Linked DNA regions of Homo sapiens: regions 1 and 2 are each linked to region 3. The links are chromatin contacts, found by Hi-C or POLR2A ChIA-PET in ENCODE. All regions are on one chromosome and are shown on one strand. Each heading gives the region's core, a stretch centred on a gene start or an enhancer-like site at or near the end of the contact. The rest is flanking DNA. Distances are from core to core; before and after follow the strand shown.

Region 1 (2,700 bases), core at 147-2,646, 150 kb after region 3:
CACAAGCCTCAATATTCTTTAATCTTTAATTATCCTTACTTTTCTTATAATCTTTGATATTTAGGACTGGTAGAGAAGAGAAATTAGATTTTAGAGGAGAAAGGGGACAGAAATATTTGATAACACAAATTTAACTTAGCGTGAAGCCTTCATTTTGCCTCAGTGAGTCTAAGACAAAAAAAAAACCCAAAAATACTGGATTCAAATTTTTTAAAAAAATCATTTTTAGTCACAGATATCTTGCATCTACCTGAAGAGCTTGGACTACTTATAGTTAGAAGTTATCAATAATATCACTTTATATACTCAAGACCTTATAACTTTTTTTTTCCAATTATTTACAAGGCGAAGTGCGGTCCCAAGATGCTTCCCTCAATGATGAGTTCAACTTTAACCATACCATCCCAACCGTATCAACCACTACTAAGGCAATTCTTGGCCCAACTTCAACCCAGCAGGGGAGCCTCTTGCAATCATTAAGCAGACAGGGAATCAAACTGGGCAACATGGTGAAACACTGTCTCTACAAAAAATAGAAAAAGTAGCTGGGTGTGGTGGTGCACACCTGTAGTCCCATTTACTTAGGAGGCTGAGGTGGGAGGATGGCTTAAGTCCAGGAGGCAGAGGTTCTAATGCACTCCAGCCTGTGCAACAGAGCCAGACCCTCTCTCAAAAAAAAAAACAAAAACCTATGAAACAATAATTATTTTTATTGTAAAAGTAGCAAAAGGAGACAAAGTCTCATGGACATTTTCCTACTGCTTTCTAATCACATATAGATAAAACCAAGAATAACCAAATGAAGAATAAATTTCAAATCACATGACATGAAACAAGTGCAGGTAGTCTTGTCTAAAAGTTGGAATCATAATATCTTGCACTAATAGCACAAAATATTTGCATGAACTTTTTACAACTAAAAATGCACTAATCTTAGGTTGCTTATGTAAGTGTTAAAAAAATTATGTATGCACTAATTATCACCAAGAGAAGGCACTCTCTTACCATTTTAAACAATCTCAAAGCAATATATCAGGATATAAGTCAGGATATTTTAAAAATCCAAGAAACAACAAAGAATCACGTGATGTAAGGACTATGTAGGATTTATATGAGCTTTGGCTTTTATTCTGAATTAGAGAGGAAGCCGTTGAAGGATTTTGCCCAGTTATTGCACTATCTGAATAAATCTCTTTCCTTGTCTTTATATATTTAAAACCCCAGGGGTTGGGCCAACTCCGGGTAAAACTTGACTTGGAGACTCAAAAGAATTACATTAGGGTCTGATCGTTCACTTGGAACTTCTCAGTTCTGCTTTTGTCTGTGAGCATCTGTCTGTCACGGGGCTGCTGATGGCAGCAAACTTACGTCCTCACAGCTCCAAACCCAACAGGAAAGAGGAAAGATGGGGAGACCATTTCTTGGTCAGTGAAGTGAAAATGATGAGATTAATTTTGATTGGAAATGTGTCAGTCATTCACACAATTGTTTTTTCCTAGGTCACAAGGCTACCAAAGAACTTCACTCTAGCTGAGTTGATGTAATTCTGCCACTTCCCAGATGTAGGACACAGGTCAACTCCTGAAATTGGGGGTTGGGTGAGCTCCACCCTTGTACATAAATTAAGAGTTAGATAATGGTGATTTTTTGGAGGAAATCAGGCCATCATTATCAGAACAAATGGGGAATAAATGCCGAGTACAAAATCTGCCAAGTATTAATACAATATTGAAGAAATAAAACAAGTAGGATATCAGTACATACACAATAATTAAAAGATTGGAATTAGGTACATACATAGACCAATATCTCTTTATGACATGGTAAAATATTAACAGTTGGCCGGGCGCGGGGGCTCACGCCTGTAATCCCAGCACTTTGGGAGGCCGAGGCGGGCGGATCACGAGGTCAGGAGATCGAGACACCATCCTGGCTAACACGGTGAAACCCCGTCTCTACTAAAAATATAAAAAATTAGCCGGGCGCGGTGGCGGGCGCTTGTATACAGTCCCAGCTACTCGGGAGGCTGAGGCAGGAGAATGGCGTGAACCGGGGAGGCAGAGCTTGCAGTGAGCCGACATAGCGCCACTGCACTCCAGCCTGGGCGACAGAGCGAGACTCCGTCTCAAAAAAAAAAAAAAAAAAAATTCAAAAAAAAAAAGAAAGAAAAGCAATAGTATTAAGTTCTATTTGGTGGTTCTTGCTAATTACCTTCCAACTTTCAACCAAGAAGATAGAATGTCTTAACTGACTTTTACCACACCTTATCCATCCCTGGAGCTGGAGAAAGTAGACAGGTTAGCACTGATAGAAGGAGGGACTTACATTCCCATGAAAAGCGTGCATGGAGAAAGGTGGATACAATAGATATGTGAGTGTAGGGCAGAATGAGAAATCTAGAAATACTATATACTGAATTGGAAAATACGAATATCCGTGCAAATTCAATAATTTTTATCTTATCATAATGAAAATATCACTTCCTCAAAAAAAAAACTTTCCTGGGTACATTCTAATGACTCATCTCTCACCACCACTACAGCAGCCACTCTCTAGCACATTAATTCTTCCAGTTAGCTTCTAACAACATATAAAAAGGTTTTGATTGTTTATATGTTAATCTATGTCCTGTCCCATAAAAGTTTTAACCTACAAGAGAGGAAGGATGTTCTCTCTCTTATTCACCACTATTATCTTATA
Region 2 (2,700 bases), core at 173-2,672, 250 kb after region 3:
CCAGAATCCAACTCCAATACTGATAGACATATTGATATCATTATTATATGGAATCCAATTATGACCTCTGTGTGTGTGTGTGTGTATATATATATACGTATATATATACATATATATATATATGTGTGTGTGTGTATATATTCAAAATTTTGTTCTCATTTTTTCCCCTGGAACTCAACAACTAATTTCATTGGCCCTTTATCGAGAGTACTAGAAGTTAAATTAATAAATAATGCATTTAATGAGGCAGCAGCACTTGAAAGGTTTTCATTCATCATTAGGACTTTATATAAAGGCATTAAACTGGCAAATAAGATTTGGAAGCAGAAGGGCAAAAAGGTATTGCTAAAACGAGGTCTCCATGCAAAACACATACTTCTGCTCCCCTGTATAACATTCCTCTCACTTACTTGACTTTTTTTCTGCCATATTTGGGGACCAAAGTGCTTTTTCCTTCATGAAGTGGAGATTCATGCCCTTCTCCCCCATCCTTTTCCTTCTGCTTTCCTTCACCCATAGAAAGTACCTTGGAATAGTATAGTCAGTCCTTGCATGTGCACAAGCTATCATTTCAGTAAAGGTATACATGGAGTAAAAATCATATGAAGGATCAGATTCAACTTATATTTTCTATTTTTTCTTCTTCCTCTCCCTTCCCCCACCTTCTGCTGGGCAGAATTATATCTTAATCAAATGTGTATCCTGTGTCACATATGGAAATGTGCAACATATGGTATTTGTTAATGTTTGTTAATTACATTTGCTTTTTTATTGCAGAGCAAAAATAAAATTAGAAGCAATACTTTCATGTGCTACCTCCTTTCTATTCAGATGCAATATGATGGAAAGAGACTAAATGTTGATGTCGACAGTACTGTATGGTGGTAAATAATGTGGACTTTCTAATCAGACAACCCTGGGTTTTCATCTTGCTATCCCATCTTTGTTGTTTACTACCTATGTAGCTATGAACATGCCACAAAATTTATCTGTGCTTCATATTTCTCTTCAGCAAAATAGTAATAATATTGTCTGGCCCATAGACCTATGATAATTTCTTGGTATAATAAAGATAGAGCAATTAGTACTCTGGTACATATGGAGCCTCAAAAGCTTTAATTAATACATATACATATGTACATATATACATATTATTTATATTTGTCAGTTCATCATTTTATTCAGCATATATTTGTAAAGTATCTACAATGGGGCAGACATTGTTTTAAGCATATAAGAAAATAGCGGTGAATAAGAGAGATAATATCCTTCCTCTTGTAGGTTAAACTTTTATGGGACAGGACACAGATTAACATAAAACAATCAAAACATTTTTATATGCTGTTAGAAGCTAACTGTAAGAATTAATGTGCTGGAGAGTGGTTGTTGGTAGTGGTTGTGAAATATGAGTCATTAGAGAGTAACCAGGAAAGTTCTTTTTGAGGAAGCGATATTTTCATTATGATAAGATAAAAAGTATTGAATTTGCATGGACATTCATATTTTCCAACTCAGTATATAGGATTTCTCATTCTGCCCTACACTCACGTATCTATTGTATCCACCTTTCTCCATGCACGCTTTTCATGGGAATGTGAGGCCCTCCTTCTTTCAATGCTAACCTGTCTACTTTCTCCAGCTCCGGAGATGGACAGTATCTGGAAAAAGTCTATTATGACATTCTATCTTCTTGGTTGAGGATTGAAAGGTAATCTAGCAAGAACCACCAAATAGAACCTTAATACTGTTGCTTACTATTATGTAGTATATAGAACCTTAATACTATTGCATAGATGTTCTATGTCTCTTATGGGACATCAGTGAGAATACATGTAGCCTACTTTATTACTGGCATACGTGTGTGTCTGTAAAGGAAGTATGTTTAAAAGAAAGTCAAATAAGCAGAAATAGCAATAAATGGAAATGAAATGAATGCTTGATTTCATGGATGAGCATCTGTCTGTCACAGGGTTCATATAGTAGCATGATGGCTGCTGATTGCAGCAAACTTACCTCTTCACAGCTTCAAGCCCAACAGGAAAGAGGAAAGAGAGGGAGATCATTTCTTAGACAGTGAAGTGAAAATGATGAGAGTAATTTGATTGGAAATGTGTCAGTCATTCACACAATTAATTTTTCCTAGGTCACAAAGCTACCACAGAACTTCACTCTAGTTGAGTTGATGTAATTTGCTCACAGACGAGCAGAACTGAGAAGCGCCAAGTGAAGGATCAGACCCTAGCAAAATCCTTTGCATCTCCAAGTCAAAGTTTACCTCAAGTTGGGCCAATCCCTGACGTTTTAAATATATAAAGGCAAGGGAAGATGATTAACTGCTATAACTGGGCAAAATCCTTCAATGGCTTCCTCTCTAACTCATAATAAAAGCCAGAACTCATACTAAATCCTAGAAGTCCTTACATCTCCTGATTCTTTGTTCTGTCTTGGATTTTGTAAAATATCCTAACTTATATCCTGATATATTGCCTTGAGATTATTTTAAGTGGCCTGAGAATGCCTTCTGTTGGTTTAAATTAGCGCATACATAAACTTTTTAAGGTTAACACTTACATAAGCAACCTAAGATTAGTACATTTTTAGTTGTAAAAAGCTAATGCAAATATTTTAGGCAATTCATGCAAAATATTATGATTTCAACTTGTAGAGAAGGCTGCCTCATTTATTTCATATCATGCAATT
Region 3 (2,700 bases), core at 186-2,685:
CACTACCGCCACCAGAGCCACTGGTCTATACATGTCCTCTACCTTCTTTCCTGAATCTTCTCAACTTTGAAGTGTTCCTTCTCCCTCCCTCTTTACTTTCAATCAAACTCTGCATTAGATATGCACATCACCTGAGGGCGTTCCTGCTCTCCTTGCCTGATTGCAAGGAATTCTTCAGAGCTCCTAGCTCTTTGCTTTCCTTACTAGACATCAACTACTTTCTTCGGAGAATCCTGTATCCTACTAGACTTGCATAGGGAACCTGTTTTCTATGTACTATGAGCTCAGTTACATTAAGCTGAACATCAAACTCAGCTACTTCCTCAGGGAAGCTTAACAAGTGCTCACAATGGCCAGGTGCAGTGGCTCACACCTGTAATCCCAGCACTTTGGGAAGCCGAGGCAGGTGGATCCCCTGAGGTCGGGAGCTCGAGACCAGCCTGGCCAACATGGAGAAACCTTGTCTCCACTAAAAAATGAACAAACAAACAAAACACACACACAAAAATGCTCACAATGCTGGATTAAACATTTCTTTCCACCGGATTCTCAGTGAGATTAAGCCATTTTATGGGAAACAGGGAAAGGGAATCACTTATATACTGGATTCAGAAAACAGTAATGGCATGATTAAAATTAATCCTTGTTTTCCTTCATTAGAGCTCCCCCACATCTGCAGCGCCCCCTCTTACTCTTGGTTTCCCATGTGATAGATTTGAGGCAGGATTTCATGCTCAACTTGGTGTCCACAAATCCCCTCCAGAAAATGTTAGCCTGTAAAGCCACCTATACTTCTAGGTATATTTACATTTAATGTAGACAAAAGCATTTACAGGAAGACAAATGGAGTTTTTTTCATTATGCCTATGACTGATTATTTTCTCATTTGGTATTGGGAAGTCCTAAGGGATTCAGGATTTTAGTTCCAATTTTCCTAATGTAATGGGTACCATTGCCCCCATTTTATAGATGAGGAAGCTGAGGCTTTAGAGGTTTAGTAATTTGCCCAAGGTTATATTGTTTGTTAGTGGTAGAGCTCCAGTTTGAACCCAATGGTTTAGAAACCATGATTTAATATATATGCTGCAATCTACTACTTTTGTGGAATGATTCACAGTTGACTGCATAGGGTAATTGTTGAGAGGGAGACTGATTAGAGGAGTGAGTGGGCAGCAAGCCTTGATATCGTCACCCCTCCTTAAGTCATAGAACTATTAGGAAGTCTGACTAGGGAAACTCTAGAATTAAGATCAAGAACCTCCAGTCTTCAAAACCATTCTATACCTTATCCATCACCTCCTTTAAGTCATTTAAAGAAAGCAAATTGATTCCTTACCTGAGTCTCCAAGGCCTCAAATCTCAAGGGCTGATTTGGATGCTAGCTGCGGAGTTCAGTGGGTGCAGTTTGTTTCTCAAGCACACTGGGAGGGTGAGTGGTGTAGTCCAGGCCTGAAGATGAAATCGCTGATAGACATCAGGTGACAGGAAATCAGTAGCTTCTGCTACCTTGGGCTTCGCTCCAATTACTTTGGTTTAACACTTACCATAGCTGAAGGAGGTGCAAAAAAAGTTTCTGCCTTACCAGGTTTCACTTCTTGAAAAAGACCCCAGGGGACTGCCTGGCATGCTCATGCTACCTTAATTAGAAGAACTTCTGCAGCCCCCACCCTATAAGCAGGTGTGGATGGTAGGTCCCTGAGGACAAGAAAGATTCTAGAAGTTGGTCAAAGATGGGCCGTTAGCACTGACTTTTACCTTCTGGCTTCACTTTTAGGGCTGAGTAGGTGGGCAGGAGGCATCCATGCAGAGATTCAAGAATCACTGAGGCTGTACACTTGGCAGCACTATACTTAGGGGTCCCCAAATATTGTCCTCATTGGCTCACACTTAAGTTTCTTATGAACCATGTATATATCTTGTGTCAGATTTAGCAGAAATGGCCTAAAATTATACTTTAGTGCCATAGTACATGTACCCAGCCACTCAAAGCAAGAATTAGCCTCCATATTTGGAAATATAAATTGAAATAGCACTTTTACCTCTGAACCCACCTTTTTCTTCTGTCTGTCAAGTTCCCTTGTGTCCCCTCTCTTTTTAGTCTAGTCTGGAGCTGCAGGGTCATCAAGCACAGTACTAGATCAAGTAGGGAAATGGAAGAAGTTGGTAGTGTCAGGAGAGTCTAAATATTTGGGATGTGAATCAAAGTTTTGCCCAAAGATAATGTCCTCTCTCTCCCCCTACAATATTCAACTTTTATGTTCATATGTGGGATTTTTAATTACATTTTTATTTCCCTGTTCATTGCTTCATTTTATTAGAGACACAGAGCTATAGTTAGGTAATTATTTGTTTATTTAATCTAAAGGGATGAAATATGGCAGGCAGCTCTGTTGCCTAATTCGAGGTTCATTCCTGTCTCTCTCTTTCATCTCTTCTCTCTTTCTCTTTCTGCCTCTCTTTTTAAATTTAAGATAGTTTGGAACCATAGGGTTAGATCCACTGGGTAGAAGTAGTTCTGGGGAGGCTGATTGTGGTGTGATATTTAAAAAGATGCCACTCTAAAAAAAAAAATTGTTGGAGCCGTTCATTAGGGGAACTGGCTACCATTTCAATAGAGAATTTACTTCTTCAAGAATACTCAAGTAAAGTCATGCAGTCACCTCTCAGAGATGCTGTAGAGTGAAGGAGAGTGGGAACAGA

Evidence for each region. A loop is a pair of places that touch in the nucleus more often than their neighbours do. ChIA-PET counts read pairs that join two places held with the same protein, here RNA polymerase II (POLR2A). Pooled maps may share reads with other maps.
Region 1: a loop to region 3 is called in a map of B cell, with 18 times the contacts of the local background. The contact joins the enhancer-like site here to the promoter of MS4A1 in region 3. A Hi-C loop is called at or near these places in 2 of 168 maps with a recorded cell type or tissue (B cell and heart right ventricle), 1 of 37 single-sample maps with no recorded cell type and 3 of 50 pooled maps. POLR2A ChIA-PET finds 5 or more read pairs at or near these places in 1 of 52 experiments (activated B cell).
Region 2: a pooled map shows a loop between it and region 3 (3-fold over the local background). The contact joins the enhancer-like site here to the promoter of MS4A1 in region 3. A Hi-C loop is called at or near these places in 5 of 37 single-sample maps with no recorded cell type and 4 of 50 pooled maps.

Annotation. Positions count from the first base shown.
Region 1 is chr11:60,309,452-60,312,151 of GRCh38, reverse strand. No RefSeq gene overlaps it. Among named protein-coding and RNA genes, the nearest start is that of MS4A6E, 16 kb to the left of the region's middle. Within about 2 kb of position 1,396, at least 4 of the 41 ENCODE cell types and tissues checked have a DNase peak (open chromatin) inside an H3K27ac peak, as active enhancers do; they include B cell, where a contact is called at or near this core.
Region 2 is chr11:60,203,898-60,206,597 of GRCh38, reverse strand. It overlaps MS4A4E (membrane spanning 4-domains A4E), which reads left to right. Exons shown (of 9, transcript NM_001393391.1): 7 at 778-884; 8 at 1,640-1,708. Among named protein-coding and RNA genes, the nearest start is that of MIR6503, 3.9 kb to the left of the region's middle. Within about 2 kb of position 1,422, at least 2 of the 41 ENCODE cell types and tissues checked have a DNase peak (open chromatin) inside an H3K27ac peak, as active enhancers do.
Region 3 is chr11:60,454,582-60,457,281 of GRCh38, reverse strand. MS4A1 (membrane spanning 4-domains A1) reads right to left here and starts at 1,435. Exons shown (of 8, transcript NM_152866.3): 1 at 1,337-1,435.